Linked DNA regions of Mus musculus: all the other regions are linked to region 3. Evidence: chromatin loops called from intact Hi-C (ENCODE). Cell type or tissue: heart. All regions are shown on one strand. Region 1 holds the start of Ap5b1 (adaptor-related protein complex 5, beta 1 subunit). Region 2 holds the start of Pcnx3 (pecanex homolog 3). Region 3 holds the start of Rela (v-rel reticuloendotheliosis viral oncogene homolog A (avian)). Region 4 holds the start of Ehbp1l1 (EH domain binding protein 1-like 1).

Region 1 (5,000 bases), 69 kb before region 3:
CTGGCCCGCAATACCATTTTTAATAGTACTGCAACATACATCCTCACAAAATGTATAGTTCAGGGGGTTTTAGTCTTCAGGGTATTATACAACCATCACCCCTAAGTCCAGAATATTTTTGTCTTACTATTGCTAGGGTGGAACACCACGACGGAAAATGAAGTTGAGGATTTATTTGGTCTACACTTCCACATCACTGAAAGAAGTCAGAGCAGGAACCTGGAGGCAGGAGCTGATGCAGAGGTGATGGAGTGGTGCTGCTTACTGGCTTGCTCCTAATGGCTTGCTCTGCCTGCTTTCTTCTAGAGCCCAGGAGTGGTACCACCCACAGTGGGCTCGCCCCTCCACCATCAGCTATTAATTAAGAAAATGACTTATAGCCAGACCTTATGGGGGCATTTTCTCACCTGAGGCTCCTAACTCAAGCTCATGTCAAGTTGACATAAAACTAGCCAGCACAGTTTTCATCACTGCAAAGGAAAACTGTACACGGGCAGCAGCCTTCCACTCCCCAACCTTTGCCCTGGTACCGTGGACTCCATTTACGAAGCATCCCTGTATCCATAGGATCCAGTGCCATGGGGTTGGATGGGGTTGTTGTGGCCCCATTTCACAGATAAGAAAGTCAAGGCCTGGGGATTAACTTTTCCTCTTTTCAGCCTAATGTCTAGGGTTTCCCAAGAATTGAGCTGCATGGAGAGGAGTGGAAATGCAGAAGAGGAGGAACTAGGTGAGGGCAAACAGGTCACTCTCTCAAGAGGGCCTCATGAGGAGCTGAAGGCACCTCTTGTCTGCCCCGTCTGTTGCCAGGACAAAGCAAACATTGCCTCTCCTAAGAGGATACTTGGGCAGGCAGATGAGAACAGGGCCCATTCATGAACTTGGACATCAGGAGCGCGAGGGCAGCAGACGGAGCATGTAGCAGAAGCCCAGTCCTCCTTACAGAGGCCCTGGAGTTTTGTACAAGTGACTCTACCTTCTCTGGGCTCCTGAAAGCCCATGGGAGACAGATACCCACCCTTAGCACCCAGGGTTGGCTACGAGCCCTAGTGAGTTCAGGAAGACACATCCATCTATCACACACAGTTCTGGAAACCACACATGCCACCTCAAAGAACCAAAGCCCAGGGAGGCTGGAGGCTGGCAGAGGCTACAGCATCAGAAGCTTGGGACACAGCCAGAGTTGGACTCCCTGACCCCTGGAAGCCCCTCCCCTCAACTGTAACAGGGTTTAATAATCCTTTCTGGCTACCGAGAGCTGGGACACCAGACCTGCAGTTATCAGCGCCCTCTGGGCCTCAGACAGGGCAACCAGACAGGCTCCTACTCCAACCTGCCTTCCCAGCCCAGGGCTGCTCTCACCCTGGCCTCTTTCATCTTGGGCCTAATTAGCCGGGCGCCCCACCCCAAAGCTTCTTAAACAGGAGTCATCACTCCCAATTTATAGATGGGGAAACTGAGGCACCTAGAGGGAAGTGGTTTAGAGCTGTCGCCTGTGAGTCAGCTGTGGAGCCAGAGCCCAGAAGAGCAGAGACCAGGTCTTCTAGCTCCCCGTGCCTCCCCCAACGCCCCCATGTCTCCATTCTCTCTTCTTCTACCCTTGTTCTGGGGGCCCAGGCAGTCTTCTTTTTAGGACCCTACCTCACCACTCTCATCTGCAGCCAGGTCAGGATAAGGGGCTAGGAAGGAACTTGGGCCACCCAAAGGGACAAAGACAAAGAAATAGCCAGAGGCTAGCAATGGGGGCTCAGGTGTTTCATCTTCAAAGTGGCTAGCAGGAGGCTTTATAGGACGGTGAGTATGAGATTTGGACGACAGAAGGTCTGAGCCCCTGAAACTAGCGGGCCAGTGAGCACCCACAGCCTGGGACTCGCCAACAAGCCCAGATACAGTCCTCTGGACTCTAGTAGGTAGCGTGTGTACTACTTGGCCAGAAGTCTGGCAGCCCGGCCGTTGTCTTCTCAAGCCTTGGTTTCTCGGTTCATATTAGGTGTGTTACGAGCTGAGTGACCCTCCAGGCCCCGCCAACACGCACACCTAGAGTCAGGATCCCGTTGTGTTTCGGCTTCGCTGCGTCTTAAGGTCCCGCCCTGCTCGCTCTACTCTAGCGCGCCCGACCCCTGTAGGCAATCCGTGCGACTTCGGGCAAAGGTCAGCAGCTACCATCCGGCTGCGACCCTGGCCCCGGGTCCTCGCCTCCAAGCAGAGCGAGGTGGTCCCCCCCAGCACCCCCGACGCCAGGTCAGCGTTGAGGACGCCAAGCCAAGCCCTGCGGCGCCGGTTCGACCGGTCCCGCAGTGACCCACGCCTTGCTCTTCCTGCTCTGCCCTGGGACTGCGCCTCGCGCGCCACCCAGCGGCCGCCCGAAGACCCGCATTCAAGCAGCCGGGCCAAGCGCGCAGTCACCGGGCCCGGGCGGGAGGACTGGGGGACGCGCTGGCCGCCTTCCCGATCTGCCCAAGCCGCTGTTCTGCTCCAGGGCCTGGGAACGCAGTTCCATCGGGGAGCGGACCGGGAGCCCGGCCCACCAAACCCCGCCCCTGCCCGTGCCTGCGGCAGTTTCGGGGCAGGGGGCCTGCACGGCGAGACAGTTACTCAGACCTGGCGAAACCGGCGAGTCGGCACCTGCCGGCCTGGCGGGCGTGGCAGGCGGAGGCTCCGTTACGCCCCGCCCCCGGGCTCGCCCCGTCCCGGCCGCCCACGCGCCGAGCGCCGCGCCCCGCCCCGGCCCGCGCCGCCAGCCTGCCAGCCCGGAAGGAGCCGACCGAGCGCCCGCGGCAGCTGACTCAAGCGGTGAGAGAGGCCGACCCGTTACCACGGGCGCCAGGGGCGCGAGCGACGCTGTGGTTTCGATGCCCTTCGTAGGCGGGAGGCTTAATGAGCTCTCCGCACGCACCTTCTGGGCACCCCCACCCCGATCCTGCGGGTCCTATCCTGCAGGGGCCCGGGCTGTTGCTTCCGGCATTATCTCCGAAGCCTCCAGAGTTCATCTCGGGACCTAGGCATTGGGGGGCGGGGAGGGGTCTGCAAGACGGCCCTAGGGTAACAGCAGCCCCTCGGGAAGGTGGAGGACCTGGGCGCCCTCTAGTGGCCGTAAAGGCCTGCGCGTCGTCCTCGCCTCGGTGTCTGATGCTCTCTTCCCTTTACAGAGAAGTGGATGACTGACCATGGGGCCCCTAGGTCGAGAAGCCTGGGCCCAGCGCCTGGGGGCCTTCCGAGCCAGCCCATCCGCCTTTCTGGCAGGTGCCGAAGGTGAGGATTTGGGTCGCGACCTGTTGAGTGACCTAAGGAGTGAAAAGCTAAGCGAGCAGACCAAGGTAGGTCCTGCCCGTGTGCCCTGCCGTGGTCCATATGGTTGCTTCATACTACCGCATGCTGAACTCAACGAGTTCCTCTTAAATCCCCCATCTCAGGTTTCCTTACTGACACTGAGCTTGGAGTACTCTGATAAACTTTGGCCTGATGCACCTGCCGCGGAGGCTGCTGCCACTTCCCTGTTGGACACGCTTGTCCTCCTGCCCACAAGACCTTCAGCTCTCCGGAGGCTCCTGTTGTTGGCAGCCACTACAGCCCTGGTGTCAGGAGATGCTCTCGGACCCACTTCGGGAGCTTCCTGCCGGCTTCTGCCCTTACTTCTTGGCTTAGCTTCAGGCCGAGACTTGGGACGAAGCTTTGGAACCCCTTCAGAACAGCGCCATCTACAGGCCACAGCCTGTGAATGCCTTGGAGAACTTGAGCGCTGTAAGCCTGGGCTGCTGGCCGGCGCCCTGGGGATGCTGCGGAGCCTCCCAGGGCAAACAGGTCCCATCCAGCCTGTCAGCCTGCTTCTGGCCCTTGTTCTACACGACACCTTGGTGGTACAGTCCAGGTCTGGGGCTGGCCTGCAAGGCCTGCTGGTGGCTGAGGACTTCTCCACTGGGAGTTGTCCCTGGGACTGGACCCTGGCTGAGGAATGGGATGCCCATCTTAAGCCCCAGGGGCCCAGCTGGCCCACAGCTGGGGAGGAGGAGCGTGGCTTTCCGGTTCTAGAGCCCAGCCCCGAGGACGCCCGAGAGCTGAAGGCTGCCGTGGCCCAGCTTCTGGACACTTCCTATCTGCTCACTCCTGTGGCTCAGGCTCAACTTCTGTGGCTGTTGGGCTGGGCCCTCCGGGGTCTTCGGGGACAGCCACCAGTGCTTTTCAAGCCACAGCTGGTTCGGCTGCTGGGCACGGCACAGCTGACACTGTTACACTCAGTTCTGTCTCTGAAGGCGGCCTTTGGCGAGGCCCTGTTCACTGCACAGGATGAAGCTCTGCTCCTCCGCAGGCTCACCTTGGGAGCCCAGCACCCAGCTTTACCCTCGCCCACACACCTCTTTTACCTGCATTGCATCCTGAGCTTCCCCGAGAATTGCCCACTAGGTCCAGAGGGGGAAGAGGCTGCCCCGCTGCTGTTGGGGCCCCAGCTGTGCCGGGGCCTCATGCCCAGTCTCCTTCATGACCCAACGGTTCTCCTGGCCCGCCTGCATTTGCTGTGTCTGCTCTGTGCTGACGATGAGGAAGAGGAGAAAGACCAGACTCAGGGCCCACAGTGGTTCCTACAGGAGGTGCTGGCTGGGCTACAGCAAAGGGCAGCCCTGGATGGTGGTCCCCGGGCCTTGGCCACTCTCTGTTTCCAAGCCTCATACCTTGTTACTAACTGCCTGACTAGACACTCCACAGTACAGACATTTTTGATCCGCGGACTGGCCCAACTGTACCGAGCTCGGCCTTCCCTGGCACCCCACTTTGTGGACCTCTTAGATCAGGTAAGCCCTGAGCTGAGAGAGCCCCTCAGGGAGGTGCTGCTCCAAGAGGCGGTGGCCAGGCCAGGCGAGAGCGAAGCCCTTTGCTGGCACCTGCAGATGCTGGCAAAGGTGGCAGAGGGGGCCACTCAGAGTACCACACTCAGCTTTCTACAGGCTGCAGCTGTGCACTGCACCGACTGGGGCCTCCACCAGGCCCTACTGCGGGTGTGCCGT
Region 2 (5,000 bases), 51 kb after region 3:
CGGCTCCGTTTGGCCCGGTGGTGTCCCTGCTCCAATGACTGTGTCAAAGGAACGAAGTGTGTCATCTGAGGGGACCCCAGCATCTGGGGAGGCAGGCAGCTCAGCCTCAGAAGGAGGGTCTGTGTCGCTGCCCTCGGGAGCATGCCCACCAGGGGGACTGTCGAGGTGTGTAGAGTTAGTCTTCTCACTCTTGAAGCTGCTCAGAGTCTCCCTGTCAGTGCCACTGAAGCAGGAATCCGAAGAGCCAGCTTTCTGGGGCATGGGGTCACCTGAGCCCCTCCGGTCCAGGGGCTGGTAGCCTCCAGTTCCCCGACATTGTTCCCGCCGACTACTGGTCCTCACTAGGGCCCGGTCAGGCCGGGTCAGGGTCAGAAAGCTCTTGCTTAGCTCCTGGCTGAGGCTCCCTTTCAGTAAAGGGCTCATGGGAGTGTCAGCCACACCGCTCCCACCCCAGGGGACACCATCTCCAGCCATGGGAGAACGCTCGGAAGAATCCGTACTGGGGAGAGAGGGGTCTGGAACAACCCCTGGAGGTGTCTGGGGAAGGTCTCCAACTGTTAGAAGAAAGAAAGATGAGATGAGAAAAGGGCATGTGGCAATGCGAATGAATAGGTGTAAGGGGAATCCCACAACCTCCATTTCCCACCAAGGGTACGGGCACAAGAGGAACAACAAGGTGCTCCATCCAGGAGCACCACACGGAGCCAACTTTGGGATGATGTCATCACAAGACATCCGCTCTGCCTGCCAGCCCTGCCCACTCACTCAGTTTCTCTTGGGAGCTGAGCTTCAGCATTTCTCGATCGGCAGAGGTCACGATCACGTTGTTGCTGCCCTGTTCCCGTACCAGCTCCTTGATGTCTATAACCACATCAGCAGAGTCGTCACAATGACCCTGGGGTCCTCTTCTGTTATCCTGCGCCACACCACCACCACCCAGCCCAGAACAGCAGCCACCTACCTCTGAGGGGCCCAGAATCCTCCATCCGGGGCAGCAACTCCTGATAAGACAGGGGAGAGAGAACGAATAAACAAGCGGGGCGAGCGAGGAGCAGGCTGGGAGCAGGCCCACACCAGGGGCTGACTCCGAGGAGCAGGCTGGGAGCAGGCCCACACCAGGGGCTGACTCCCAGGAGCAGGCTGGGAGCAGGCCCACACCAGGGGCTGACTCCCAGGAGCAGGCTGGGAGCAGACCCACACCAGGGGCTGACTCCGAGGAGCAGGCTGGGAGCAGGCCCACACCAGGGGCTGACTCCCAGGAGCAGGCTGGGAGCAGGCCCACACCAGGGGCTGACTCCCAGGAGCAGGCTGGGAGCAGGCCCACACCAGGGGCTGACTCCGAGGAGCAGGCTGGGAGCAGGCCCACACCAGGGGCTGACTCCCAGGAGCAGGCTGGGAGCAGGCCCACACCAGGGGCTGACTCCCAGGACAGCGGCGAGGGGAGCCTACTCACCGAAACCTGGTTGAAGCCAAACACAGAATGCTGGGAACTGCAGCGTACAGGGGGCGTGGAGCTCACCTTCCGGAACACCGTCATCTCCACACCAGGGTCCCTGCAAACAGGAAGAAGAGCTGAGCAGAAGCTCTCAGCTGTGCTCTCTTTACGGTTTCTTCTCGCCATCCGTAACACCCCTTCCTCCTCAAGACTCCCTTCGACTGCTTTAACCCTGACTACAGCAAGTACTTAGAGCCATTGTCCCCTCAGCCTTCTCTATCCTCCAAGACACAGCCACAATCCCAAGCACAGAGAAAGGACAATCCCTGACACAGCCCACAGCCACTCACCTTGGGAGACTGCTCTCCCCCTGGGCAGCCTCTTCTTCCTGCTCCCCCATGGTAGAGTTGCGTTTCTCCACAATCTCGCCCTGGTCGAACATGGCATGCAGGCGATAGTTCACAGTCTTGATGGTAGCAAAGATGACAGCTACCACCAGGCAGTACACTCCAGCCACCATCAGGCTGGGGGGCAGGACCTGGAGATGACAGTTAAGTTGGATCCTTTCTCACAAAACCCTTGCTCCCTTGAGGGTGTACCTGCCACCACTGTAAAGAACTAGGATTCATCGGTTTACAAAACTTCATCACCCCTTCATGCAACAGTACAAAGAGCCCTGTTAGGGGTAGCCCTCTGTTTAACCGGGTAGATTAAATGAGGCGCTCAAGGTCACTCCATGCAGAAAAGACTTGGTCTTTCCTCTATATAAAACCAAAGTAAACTCTACAGTGAACTCTACAGTGACTCGCTTCACTCCACGCCCCAGGACTCAAGATGCCCATCCCTCCAGACTACACTCCCTCTCGCCATAGTTACAGGTGGTGGCAGCCTCTCACCATGTACAGCAAGAAGGGAAAGATGAGCAAGAAGATCCAGACATAGAGATGGAAGCAGTTGGAGAAGGTGCTCTGATGCGGATCGAAGAACCATCCCCCAGTGAGCGAGGCCCACACCCCCTGGCGCAGGATCTGCAACACCTGAGACCCCATGGCCCAGCCGCTGCTGCGCACGCCCTCCTCCCGGGACCCTCATGGGGGCGGCCCCCGGCCCATGCCCCGCTGGCGCCCGAGGGTCCCGGGGTCCGACTTAGATTTCACGCCATGGCCTCCCCCAGACGGGGGAGGGGATTGGTAGGGTGAGGGCACAGGCAGGGGGCGGGGCCGGCCCAGGCAGTCAGCGGATCAGGCCGGGATACTGGGGTGGGACTGCATCAGAGGCGGGGCCTGGGCCCCCTCCGGTGGCCCAGAACTGTTGTAAAGCGCCGAGCCTGAAAGCAGGCGCAGGGCAAGGGCTGGGCACCCGTCGGCGGCATCCAGAGGTGGGCGTGGAATAGGTGCTCTCGGAGTGCCAGTGATAGGTCCCTTGGCTCCGGACCGGAGAAATCCTTGGGACCCTGAGGTCCACTTCCGGGGTCGCAGGTCACTCGCTTGGGGCTCTGCGTTCGCCCCGCTTCTACCGGTGCCGGCGCAAAGGGGAGGCCGGAAGAAGGAGCCGCGAGCTGCCAGCCTGCACTGGCGCATGCGCCCGTTAGAACCTGTTGGGACCCGGAAAAGGAAAACCTGGCGGCAGAAGTGCGCAAGCGCGGAGAAGTAGCGAAGTGACGGGATGCAGAGGTATCTTAGGCGCGCGCGCAGTCAAATTCTAGAGCCACCAAAATATGGGACGGCCGGGTGAGTCGCCATTGGGTAACGACTTGATGACTGGCGCAAAGCTTTTCCAATGCGTTACAGGAGGCGGGGAAAAGCTGGAGAATGGGACTCCTCACGGCTACTTCCAGTTTGCGTTACCGGGTCACACCCCCGACTTGGGCCGCCTCTCCTTAGTGCGAGACCGTAAATCATGGTTGTCGCTTGGCTTACGCCTCTACTTCCGGGTCAGAGCTTAGCCGAAGCAGAGAGTGATCCTGATCAGGCCTGAGTAGTCGAACAGGATGACATAGGCTTTCTTAAAGTAACAGACACAGGACAAGTGATGAACTAACGAAGAGGTTGTTGAAGGCCCTTCAACTCTGAATCTAATCCCGGGCAAAGTTCTGAACGACAGTTTCAGGTTTTTGCCTCTCGGGTGAAAGGAAGATAATTTTAAATGGTTCCAAGAGCTTCAAGTGTAAGCCGATTTTGAAGTCCCAAACTTCTCTGTTCACATCCCCCTCTAGCACTGAAAAGCAGGGTATCTTGTTATTTCATATATGGAAAGAACGAATCTTAAAGAGCTCTGCAACTTCGTAGCCAAGACCAGATTTTGGTTTTGAGGCAATCACAAGGGTGATTTGGCTGATGAGAATTCAGACACAAGGATTCTTCTCTGTCTTTGCAGAGATCCACTTCGACCGTGAGCAGAGGAGCACCTAACGTAAGGCTTAGAGTTGTGCCGGTGTGTTTGGGGGCGGGGGAGGCGGGAGGAACTACCTGGCCCGCCTTCTACCTCTCTTGGCCAACCTCCCCGGGAACTCCCGTGCACAGCTGCCGGGAGCCTCCGGGAGGGGAGCGGTGCAACCCGCCCACGTCATCTGATGCTGTTTCCTGCAGGAGGGAGAAGAGCGGAAAAAAGTGAAACTCCACCCTCCACCTCTGCCTCCCGCCCCCGGGGCCAAAGTACAAAGGGAGGAGGAAGAAGGGACCGGGGTCGGAGCTGTCGGGGCCCAAGGCACTAGCCCAAGAAGAGGTAGCTTCGGCTCAACTGGGGACTTTCTCTTACCTCTTGTGCCTGGAGACAACAACCAGAGTCCGGGCGCTGACCCTGGCAGGCCCCACCTTACGGTAGGCGGGCGCTGAAGCCAGGTTCCCAGGACTACTTCGGAACTGAGGGACTCTGCTGCTCCAATTCAGCCATGGTGAGGCGCCGGAGGCCAGTGGGCCCCACCCCTCCAGCCTGACCACACTGCCCTTGGTGCCCTCCTCCAAAAGCCCGAGATGCGGGGGGCCGGGAGGCGACACTCCTGGCTCCCCAGAGAGGCGTGGGTCTGGGGCTGAGGGCCAGGGCCCGGATGCCCAGGTTCCGGCTCTAGGGCCTCACAAGCCAGCGGGGGTGGATACCACGGGCACCCGAAGAAGGTCCCCCACACATTCCAACGCCGGCTCCCTGCCATGGAGCCCTTGAAGAACCTCTTCCTCAAGAGCCCGCTGGGGTCATGGAACGGCAGTGGCAGTGGGGGCGGCGGGGGTACCGGTGGAGTCCGGCCGGAGGGGTCTCCGAAGGCAACAGCAGCTTATGCCAATCCTGTCTGGACAGCCCTGTTCGACTATGAGCCCAATGGGCAGGACGAACTAGCCCTGAGGAAGGGCGACCGTGTGGAGGTGCTGTCCAGGGATGCAGCCATCTCAGGAGATGAGGGCTGGTGGGCGGGCCAGGTGGGTGGCCAGGTGGGCATTTTTCCATCCAACTATGTATCTCGGGGTGGAGGCCCACCCCCCTGTGAGGTGGCCAGCTTCCAGGAGCTGCGACTGGAGGAGGTGATCGGCATCGGTGGCTTCGGCAAGGTCTACCGTGGCAGCTGGCGAGGGGA
Region 3 (5,000 bases):
ACCATCTGTAATAGGTTCGGATGCCCTCTTCTGGTGTGCCTGAAGACAACTACAGTGCACTTACATGTATAAAATAAATAAACCTTTTTTTTTTTTTGGTTTTCTGAGACAGGGTTTCTCTGTATATCCCTGGCTGTCCTGGAACTCGCGCTGTAGACCAGGCTGGCCTCGAACTCAGAAATCTGCCTGCCTTTGCATCCCGAGTGCTGGGATTAAAGGCGTGCACCACAATACCTGGCCAAATAAATAAATCTTTAAAAAAAAAAAGTCTTTCATTTTAATGCCAGGTGTGGGCTACGGGCTGCTGCAGACTGTCCACCAGGTGTGGGCTACGGGCTGCTGCAGACTGTCCACCGCAGCTGACTATGATTTATTTGCCCTGTGCTCTAGCAGGTGCATGGTTCTGCCAGCTCTAGATAGCTTCTGTGATTGTGTGACATTTGGAACTCTGAGAACTTTTTGGAAAGTATATAAATGCTAGGAGAGTCGAGGCTGGTGATTGGTGGTTGTTTAGGATGTTGGTTTCGGGTTGTGGGTAGCTGTGGTCAAAGAAAAACAAGGAAAGAAATTAGATTCAGGGATCTCTCTCTCTCTCTCTCTTGCTTGATAGGGTGTGAAACAAAGGGAATAAAGGATGGGAAAAAGAAGAACCTACAAAATAACAAAGACCAGCTACAGATCTGTGTTTTAGGCTAGCCTGGTCTACATATTGAGTTCTAGGACAACTAAGGATATATAGAGAAACCCGGTCTTGAAAAACAAACAAAAACATAAAAAGGCGCCCGTCGTCGTCGTCGTCGTCGTCGTCATCGTCAAGCCCGATGACCTTGATCTGCTCCCAGGACCTACTTAGTGAAAAGAAAGAAATGAGTCTGGCAAGTTGTCCTCTGACCACGTGACGGTGGCAGGCTCCCACACAGAGGGCAGAAATCTGGATGGGAAGAGCCTGAACTCAGGGTAAAAAGGAATGGACGGTGAGGAGCACACCTGTGGGGATGAGTGGCGTCAGTGTCCCCTGCATCCCCTTCGTTTTCTTGACCTTTCTTCTGGAGTGCTGGAGATAAATACCAGTCTTCAGTATGCTAGGCAAGTGCTGTAACTCTGATACACTCCTACCCATCTCCCCCTCTGAGACAAAATCACACCGGCTAGCCCCTGCTGGTCCAGAGCTCTCTTTGTAAACAAAGCTCCATTTTTTTCATTTGTGTTGAGAAAGTGTCTATACAGTCCTGGTTGTCTAGCAACTCACTATGTATAGACTGTACTGGCCTCGAACTAGGAGACCTGCTGAGTCTGCCTCCAGAGTGCTGGGGCTAAAGGCCTGCACTACCAAACACAACTCACATTTATCTTTTATTTTATTTTATTATTTTTATTTTTGTATATATGTGCACATGTGAATGCAGTTGCTCTCAAGAGCCCAGAACAGTGTGAGGTCTCCGGAAGCTGCAGTTACAGTTGCTGATAACTGGACTCTGGTCTTCTGCAAGGGCATTATCGACTCTTAACTGATGGGCCATCTCTCCAGCCTGCAACCATCCTTTTTTAAAGAGCATCTTCTGTAGTTCTGGATGGGTTCAAACTATGTAGAGGAGGATGACGTTGAACGTCTGACCCCATGAGCGCTGGGATTACTGGAGCATCCTGGAGTCAGAGATCAAATCCCAGCTTCCTGCAACGTTATGCAAAAACTACTGAGTTCTCATTTCTAGCCTTTACTTTTTAGTAAGGACGCTGGTATTCATATTAACTTAAATTGTAACTATATGTGTTTTTACAAGTGGTTCATGTGAGGACCAATGATGGCTGTGTGCCATTAATTGGAGATTATATTCATTCTGTCGCCTTGACATCCGCCCTCGCAAAATATTAAACTGCTTTTTCTAATCTGCGCCAAGTGAGAAACTGAAATGAGTGGGAGGGGCGTAACTATTTTCACTTTTGTCTTCCTGTTTTTTTCAGAGCCTGGGAAAGCAATTCAGAATTTCCAATCTTTTCCAATTCCCACATGATTTCCTAATTTAGAGAAAATAAGTCTTTCTCTGAGTGCTGAAACCTCCTGTGGCCCGGGAGGCGCCTCCTCCTTCTGGCATAGTGGAGGCAGCCTGATGTGTTGCGTCCTCCGGCCAGAGTCCCCACACTCAATCTGCACACCTGCCCTTGGCTTAGATGGCAATTTTTGCTCCCTACAAACGCTTTCCTCATTGGAGCCTGGACTCCTGGGAGGCCTTGAAGGAGATGTTCACGGTGTGACCCTAGCTGGTTCCGGAGATCCCTAAAGATCTAAACCTTAGCAGACAGCACCTATGTGTGCAGACGAAGCCCTGGGGCTCTTCCAGCACTCATGGCTCTCAGGGACTCTTAGAGGTACAGGTGTCTGCCTAGTCCTCGGTCTGCCCCTCTACCCTAAGGCCTGTCGGATGCAGCACGCTCGCTCCGCGAAGCACTCCTGCGCGCAGCCGGATCTAGGTTGGGGAGCATGTGGCCCGTAGCACGCGGGTCCCCAGAAGGCCCCTGCACGCTTAGGAAAACGTGTGGAATTCAGTCACTGGCCTCCGCGGGAGCAGCAGGCCTGGGCCTCTCCCTGCGCAGGGCGAATGGCCGCAGCCTGCCACCAGCCCTGGCTCGGCTCCAGTCCCGGCCAGGGTGACATCACCAAACTCCTGAGATCAGAGCGGGGCGGGGAACGGGACCCGAAATCCCCTAAAAACAGAGTGAGTAATCGCGGGCCCGCCCTCCAGGCGGGGCCGGGAACGGGACCGGGACCCCGAGCGAGCCGCGCTGCGGAGCTTGTAGTCGGGCCGGCCTCGGGACAAACAGCCTCGGCGTCCTCCCGCCGCGCTGCGGTGTCCCCGCCCGCGCGCCCGCCGCACACCTTCCGCGCCCAGCGTGAGTCGCGCACCTGCTCTCGGCCCCCCACGCGCGGCGGTGGCGGTGGCGGCGGCTCAGCGCGCAGGCGCGGCCGGATTCCGGGCAGTGACGCGACGACGGGCGCGCGCCGCGCATTTCCGCCTCTGGCGAATGGCTTTACTTTAGCGCGCCGTGGGCTCAGCTGCGACCCCGGCCCCGCCCCCGGGACCCTGACCATGGACGGTGAGGCTGCCCTCTGGCTCGGGGGATGGCTGCCCTAGAGCTCCGGGGCCTGCGGCGGAATCTCCCCCCTCCCCGCGCCGTCTTCCGCCCCTTTCTGCGCCGCGGGTTGCTGCGCAGGGAGCGGCAGGCCGGATGGTGGCACGGGGCGGGGCGGGCTGCGAGGGGGTCTGACTCAGTTACCCCTCTCAGTGGAGGGCGCCTTGACTCAGTGTCCCTCCTGGGTGGGGGTACGGGTGAATCTTGACTCCGTTTCCTCCGGCTCCCCCCACCCCCGTGTCGATGCGATTAGTTCTGGCTTCCTTTCCGTGTAAGGAAGAAAGTATCTGACTCAGTTTCCCCAGAAGAGGAGAGGAGGGTATTACCCCCTCCTCAGTGTCACTTATGAACGTAAAACAGGCACTGACTCAGTTTCCCCTGGCAAAGGAATGCCTCTGTGTCCCCTTTCTCTAGTTCCCCGGCCTCTGTCAGGGCAGGTTTCAGGGTCTTGGCTCAGTTTTCTTGGAAGGGAGGGAGCTTGGCTCTGTCAGGCCTTCGCAGGTGAGGGTGGGCACTGGAGTTTATTGACAATGTGCCTTGTCTTTCCCTTTCAGATCTGTTTCCCCTCATCTTTCCCTCAGGTAAGTTGGACCATCCATCCTCAGTAGTCAGGGGCTGTCCTGGAGTCGGGGCCGTGGGGATAGCACCTGATGGCTGACTGTGTCACCCACAGAGCCAGCCCAGGCTTCTGGGCCTTATGTGGAGATCATCGAACAGCCGAAGCAACGGGGCATGCGATTCCGCTATAAATGCGAGGGGCGCTCAGCGGGCAGTATTCCTGGCGAGAGAAGCACAGATACCACCAAGACACACCCCACCATCAAGGTAAGCAAGAGCCCCCAGGGGTGTCGCTGGGACACAGATGTGGTGGAACGCACTGTGCAGCCCCAGCAGACTTGCCTCCTGGTCACCGTGCCCTGTGTCTAAGAGCCAGATTAGGGATTGCTGGCCACTAGAGTACTCTGTACTTTGGACAGATCAATGGCTACACAGGACCAGGAACAGTTCGAATCTCCCTGGTCACCAAGGATCCACCTCACCGGCCTCATCCACATGAACTTGTGGGGAAGGACTGCCGGGATGGCTACTATGAGGCTGACCTCTGCCCAGACCGCAGTATCCATAGGTGAGTTCCCTATGGGCTGGGGGTGGTGTGAGGGCAGGGTAGGAGCAGGCCGGCCAGGCAGCTCTTACAGTGTTGCTCTTTTCTAAACACAGGCAGAATCCAGAGTTCTTAACTCTGTCTCCAGTTTGCAAACAGACCTCCTTTGTCTTGAATTCTCTAACAGTTGGGAACTCCTTATCTTCTTAGAGCCACAAACCCTATGGCTGGACAGGCCAGCCTCTTAGCCTCTTGGATCAGAAAGATATCCAAATGGACCCTCCTAGAGCTTAAATACCAGTTGGTAAAACCAGGCGATAATTGTACAGACAGATAGACGAGATACTGGTAGAGAATTATAACTTCCATGATGGAAAGAAAACACAGTTATAAATTAGGAGGAGGAGTCTGGTCTCAGGAAGCTCAAGCTGGCCTTGAACTCGTTAGGGTTCCCCTGCCTCCTCTTCTCAACTCCAGGGGAATAGGCATGTAGCACCGTGTCCTGCTGCACAGGTCTCACGACTTTGGGTTGGAGGGTTACAGAAGGCCTCTGTGCTAACTCTTAAATGGTGAGAAAAAGCAGACAGACCCAAAAGAACATTCCGTGCACGAGAAAGAAGTACAAAAAAAAGCAAGCAAGCAAGCAAGCAGTACGATGCCCTTGGAAGGGGAGTACGTTCCATTTCGTGTGCTTAGGTCTGGGAAAGGAAGCCCCTGTGGCTGAGGTGGGGCACTGGCTTGGAGGCCTGCGAGGGCCAGCTCCCTCAGA
Region 4 (5,000 bases), 90 kb after region 3:
ATTAATGGTGCTACCCCCAAAGACCCCAGCCTCTGCTCCTTCGCCTCCTTAGACCCCATGGTTCCGGCCTACCCCAGCTCTTCCCCCTTGGGAGTCTATATTTAGCCCTGCCTGGCCTGTGAGGCCCCCACAGCTGTGCCCTAATCCAGCCAAGGGAAGCTGACACCGGTGAGCACATATATTTAGGGTGTGACGCAGGGGCCTGGGCAGCTGCCCGGTGGGGACATGTGAGCCAGATGCCCCCAGGGGCCCTTGACAGTCCAATACAAGACCTGTCCTCTCTTGCAAGTCGTCCCCTCACCCAACTCTCTTTCCCTCCACGGACCCTCTCCTGAACCCACCAGCTCCTAGGACTTCAGGCCCCTTTAAGCCTCTCCCCGCCTCCCTGTTATCCATCCAAGCTCAGTTTCCCCTTTTAAGGACATTGTGGAGACAGCACCAGCTTCTGGGGCCCACTCTGGCTGAAGGGGGAGGGGCTGAAAAAGAGAAGGCCACATTTTCACCCTGAACTGGACTAGGAACCATGAAGTCTTTTCCACCCAAAGCCCCCTGGAGCCCTAAAATCTTGTTCCGTTTTCCACTGCTACCCTAGACCGCTGTCCTTGGCTTGAGGGCTTCTCCCCGAGTCCTGACCACAGCCGATTTAATGTGGGCCCAGGCTGATTCTCCCAAAGCCACCGAGTCTTGACCCCCACAAGGTTCTCCACAACAGGAGTCCCCCCAACCTGCCAGGCACTTCAGTGTCTGGAATACCTAGGATGGGAACCCCTTTAGCCTTTAGACTTGAGAGGATTTTTTTTCCAGGTTCAAACGAGTCAAACTAAGTTGAGTCCCACATCAGTCTTAGGGGACTCCCTCAGGCCCCGCTTCTACTCACCACTTCTTGGTGCACTCCAACACCAGTTCATGGTAACACGCCACAAACTGGAACTTGGCGGCCCGCTTGCCAACCCGCTGCAGGCGCTTCCACACTGAAGTCATGGCCTGAGGAACTCTGCCGGATCTCTTCTCAGGCTTGGGACTCCCTCTTGCCCACCACTGCTGGCTCAGCCAGGGTCCCCATGGTCTCTGGAGCTCTTTTCTTTGTCACCGGATCTGTCCGCCCCGTCCGTGTAGATATGTCTGAGGTTTAGACCTAGGCTGAGTTTGCCCGGGGTCCGCCTGGTGGGCTGGCTGAGTCTGCGGGGCCGTCGCGGCGCGTCGAGCTGGTCTCAGCTCAAGAGTAGCGAGCGCGCCGTTTCCTGGAGCCGCACCCCCCCCCCTCGCCCCGCGTCCGAAGGCGGGCGGGGCTGCAGCGCGGGGCGGGGCGACCCTGCTTCCGGGATCTAGCGTCCGGACTTGGACACCCGGGTACCCGGTTCGGGGGTGGAAGGAATGAGTACCGATCGCAAAGCCGGTTTGATGGGCGCCCGCGAGTCAAATGGGGTTAGGGTGACGTGTGAGCTCCAAGAGGTGGCAGCCCTCAACTTGGTGCCACCCTCCAAAAGAGCTGCCTCTGCTGTCTCCCTTATATCTGCAACCTTGGTACTGGTTGGTACCCCATTTCCCAAGCTTGTAAAGTAGAGACCTAGAAAGGAAAAGAACCGTCCACTGAGCCAGAGTTAACGGTTCTTAACTCTGGGGTGGGAGATTCTTGTTAGCACCCATGCAGAGCCCCAGAGCCAGCCTTGGTGAGATATACCTAGAGTCTCCAAACCTGACTCCTCATATGGCACAAGGGAAAACAATCCTCACATCTCACAAGCAGTGAAAGGTTCTGTCTGTCTGTCTGTCTGGTGCCCCCCCCCCCCCCGAGACAGGGTTTTTCTGTCCTGGAACTCACTTTGTAGATCAGGCTGGCCTCAAACTCACTAGTTTTTACTAAAGAGTGCCACCCTGAACAAAGCACACACTCTGCGCCTCAGTTTTGAAGTCTGTTAAATGGGGCCAATTACAGTTCTATCTTTTATGTATGTCATTGAAGTCTGAAGATGGGGAAAGCGGTTGGCTTAGGGCTGGGCTGATTTTGTCTCATTACGCGCAATCCGTTATCAGAACTAGAGAAAATATGTACATGGGTGGTTTTTGCTCCTCCCCTGGGAAGTCCCTGGGGCGTTAGCTGCTGTGTTAACACCTAGATTAGACTCCTTATCGCTCACACATCCAATTCACACTGTAATGAGCCTTGCAAGGTGTTTTATACCCAGCTAGAGAGATGGCCTGGAGCAACACATCAACGTGTCACCTGCCTGGTAACCCTCAATTTGGTTAGGATGTCTGGTCTTGCAGGCGTGTTAGCCTATCGGCATCTTCAGCAGGCAAGTGACTATGGTAGGAGGTGGGGATGAGGATGCTTGGGTGCAACTTTGAGAATGTGCAGGCTTATTCCTGTGGGCTGAACACCCAGTTTTGTCTATCATATCGCTGTGGTCCTCTGCTTCCTCTCTACGGAAGCAGTTTATGTGCAACCCTACAGGTCCTTCGTGCTGTCTCGGGGTAGGCTGGGTGCTCTGAGACTGCAGCACAGGGGCCTGAGCCAGGCGAAACGATGCTCTGAGCCCGGCTGCCATCTCCCTCCCTTCCAAGGCTTGTCTACAAACTGAAACTTGTTTACTCCTTTCGGCCTCCACACCCCTCCTTCCCAGCAATCCCTACAGCTCACGGGGCACCAACTCTAAGACTCTTCTTGGACCTTTCCCTATTCATGGGGATGGGCCCCTGGGTCAGGCAGCTCCGGCCCACCCATTTCCTGTGCCAACTCCTCCCAGCACGGGAGGTGGAAAGTTTCTCTCCTCAAGATGGGCGGCTCCTTCCTTCCCAAAAGGCTCAAAGCAAGGCGGAAGGGCATGCTGGGTTCGAAAACGTAGAGCCCAAGGGGAAAAGACTTGACCGCTTTCATATTGCTGCAGGGCCAGCTTCCAACCTTGCCCGCAAGAGGGAAGATTCGCATCTCACGCCCATTAAGCCTTTCGCTAGGGGGTCTTGGGCGCCACCTGCCGGCAGAACGTAGACTACACTTGCCAGAAAACTATTCCCCAACCCAGTACCAATTAACCAGGCAATCACAATACAATGCTGAAATTATTTATTTTCCCGCCCAGGAACTGGCCGCTAAACTTAAATATCCAGCATAAAGACCTTAGCCTTTCTGGTCGTGGGTGGCTACAGAGGTGGGTTCTGGAGCCCTTGTCCCAGGCAATGAACCCCTGGGGCCACTGGTAGGGATGCCGCTGAGCCAGCAGCTGCAAGAGGCAGCAAAAGACGAAAAAGAGATGAGAGCTAGGCACTCATCCCAGTCCCAGAGATGCAAACGGGAGTGCAAGACGCTTTGGGCCCCACAGTCAGACTAAGGGCTGGCCAAGCTAGGGTGCACACATGTGGGAGAAGTGGAAGCCCAGGACACTGGGCACAGGCTGCAATCTTGACCGCTTTGCCTGATGGGTATAATGCCTTGCCCTCCTGAAGTGAGGTGAGGTGGTACCGGTAAAAGAGCAGGCACTGTAGACTAAGGACTTGCTGAAGGGCAAGTTTTGAGCCTTTTGTATGGGTGCGTTCCTATCCACCTCAGCTTTCAAAGGCTGATTTGGAAAGCATCCTGCAACCACTGGTCACGGGCATTGTGAGTCTGGGGTACGGTGAGGGGTGGAGGGTCTGGGGGCAGGCTGGCATCAGGAGGCTCCTCGTCATCAGACAGGCCGGCATCAGGTGGGTAGGAGCTGTCCGAGTGCAGAGAGGATGACAGGTCCTGGCACAAGCTCAGGTCTTGGCACAGATGCTTGTAGTCCTGGATCGACTCGTACAGGCCCCACAGCTGGCACAACAGGGACATATCCAGCTGTCGCAGCCCCACCTACAGACAACTGACAGTGGGCTGGAGTTGGGGGTCCGGGCCACCCCCAGAATTCCCACCGTGGACGACAACCCTATCCAATCTTCCTGCACCTTTAAGTGAAAGTTCTGAGAACAGATGGTACTTGCCAACTGTGAAACCTTCCAGCCAGTCCTTGGCCCTCATTTATACAATGGGGTAACATTGTCCAGCAAGATGAAATCAGGCAAGTTTTTAAAAATGCAACAATTGCTACACATTACTATCAGTGCTGTCCTAAAGCCCCGTGACCAGATGCTTCCTGCTGGACCTGAGATGAGGAAGCGGATCCCAGACTTATTTCTGCCCTCTTCAGAGCTACTACCCTGGCGAGGCGCCCACCTACTCACCATCTCCTTGCGCAGCGCGGCTAGTGCAGAGTCGAGGTTAACCGGGCGGCGCGGGCCCGCTGCAGAACCTGAGTTAGCAGATCCAGCGGCATGGCGAGGACCATCCGGGGCGCGGGCGGCACGACTCAGTTCGTCGTGGATGCGGCTCCGTTGGCTGTAGACACGCTCCAGCTCCCTCCACGAGCCCCCACTAGCGTTAAGAAGGCCGCTGAGGCCGCGCGGTAGCGGCGGGAGCCCGGCCAGAGCGCAGCCCGCGCCGCCCGGCGCCTCAGTCGCGGGCAGCCCGTTCATAGCCAGGCAGGCGTGGACCACGATGCCGCCTGGACCCCTCTTACGTTTTCAGCGGGCTGTTGCCCAGAGAACCAGCTCTCCGTGGCCCGGTCTCCGGAGAGATCTCAGCCACCGCCCGCAGGCCGTGCTTTGTTCCGTCCCCGACTCCTAGGACTCCGCCTATGCTCCACCCCCCTGCATGGGCGGGGCCTCTCTTAACGCGGCGATGACCCTGGAGCGAAAAACCCATCAAAGAACTGGATGGGACAGGGGAGGCCGAAAGGGTCAGAAACGGTTTTTTGGCGACCTTTTGCTGCCTCATTCCTATACAATGTGTCCTCTCCCAAGGGAAGGATTCTAAAAGCACGGGGATGTGGGAGGCCCGAGTCTGGGGTAGGAAGGTAAGACTGTGCCTGACTCTTACAGTGCATCACTGCCCCTCCCCACAATTTGTCAACATCCTAGCAGCCAGAAGATGGAGAAAGATGGTAGAGTCAGGATGGTTAAAGGAAGGAAAGGAAGCCACCAAAGGG

What was found. Peaks named below come from ENCODE experiments on the same cell type or tissue, not always from the same donor. Only the 100,000 strongest peaks of a DNase experiment are listed, where the experiment ranks them.
Region 1: a loop joins it to region 3, with 4 times the contacts of the local background. A loop is called at or near these places in 3 of 42 quality-filtered maps.
Region 2: it touches region 3 in a loop (3-fold over the local background); 5 of 42 quality-filtered maps call a loop at or near these places.
Region 4: it touches region 3 in a loop (1.8-fold over the local background); 4 of 42 quality-filtered maps call a loop at or near these places.

Annotation. Positions count from the first base shown.
Region 1 is chr19:5,565,291-5,570,290 of GRCm38, forward strand. It overlaps Ap5b1 (adaptor-related protein complex 5, beta 1 subunit), which reads left to right and starts at 2,734. Exons shown (of 3, transcript NM_001362046.1): 1 at 2,734-2,793; 2 at 3,150-3,317; 3 at 3,414-5,000. The coding sequence starts at 3,168. In heart, CTCF peaks have their summits at 2,357, 3,089 (motif pointing left) and 3,716 (motif pointing left); DNase peaks (open chromatin) are centred at 2,381, 2,851, 3,061, 3,661 and 2 weaker places; H3K4me3 peaks cover 2,765 bases; H3K27ac peaks cover 2,380 bases; H3K27me3 peaks cover 2,675 bases.
Region 2 is chr19:5,685,666-5,690,665 of GRCm38, forward strand. It overlaps Pcnx3 (pecanex homolog 3), which reads right to left and starts at 3,243. Exons shown (of 35, transcript NM_144868.3): 1 at 2,332-3,243; 2 at 1,786-1,973; 3 at 1,454-1,553; 4 at 962-1,001; 5 at 766-861; 6 at 1-554. The coding sequence starts at 2,484. It overlaps Map3k11 (mitogen-activated protein kinase kinase kinase 11), which reads left to right and starts at 3,466. Exons shown (of 12, transcript NM_022012.3): 1 at 3,466-3,601; 2 at 3,812-3,847; 3 at 4,024-5,000. The coding sequence starts at 4,582. In heart, CTCF peaks have their summits at 3,064 and 4,320; DNase peaks (open chromatin) are centred at 1, 3,266, 4,046, 4,756 and 2 weaker places; H3K4me3 peaks cover 3,594 bases; H3K27ac peaks cover 3,722 bases.
Region 3 is chr19:5,634,749-5,639,748 of GRCm38, forward strand. It overlaps Rela (v-rel reticuloendotheliosis viral oncogene homolog A (avian)), which reads left to right and starts at 2,793. Exons shown (of 11, transcript NM_009045.5): 1 at 2,793-3,093; 2 at 3,684-3,710; 3 at 3,803-3,954; 4 at 4,107-4,255. The coding sequence starts at 3,087. In heart, no CTCF peak of the experiment used is centred here; DNase peaks (open chromatin) are centred at 1,623, 2,153, 2,673 and 3,853; H3K4me3 peaks cover 2,445 bases; H3K27ac peaks cover 2,308 bases.
Region 4 is chr19:5,725,040-5,730,039 of GRCm38, forward strand. Ehbp1l1 (EH domain binding protein 1-like 1) reads right to left here and starts at 1,278. Exons shown (of 19, transcript NM_053252.3): 1 at 878-1,278. The coding sequence starts at 981. Fam89b (family with sequence similarity 89, member B) reads right to left here and starts at 4,627. Exons shown (of 2, transcript NM_181452.2): 1 at 4,198-4,627; 2 at 3,048-3,829. The coding sequence starts at 4,488. The coding sequence ends at 3,551. In heart, CTCF peaks have their summits at 1,151, 2,970 (motif pointing left) and 4,436; DNase peaks (open chromatin) are centred at 182, 1,302, 2,812, 4,652 and 3 weaker places; H3K4me3 peaks cover 4,912 bases; H3K27ac peaks cover 4,892 bases.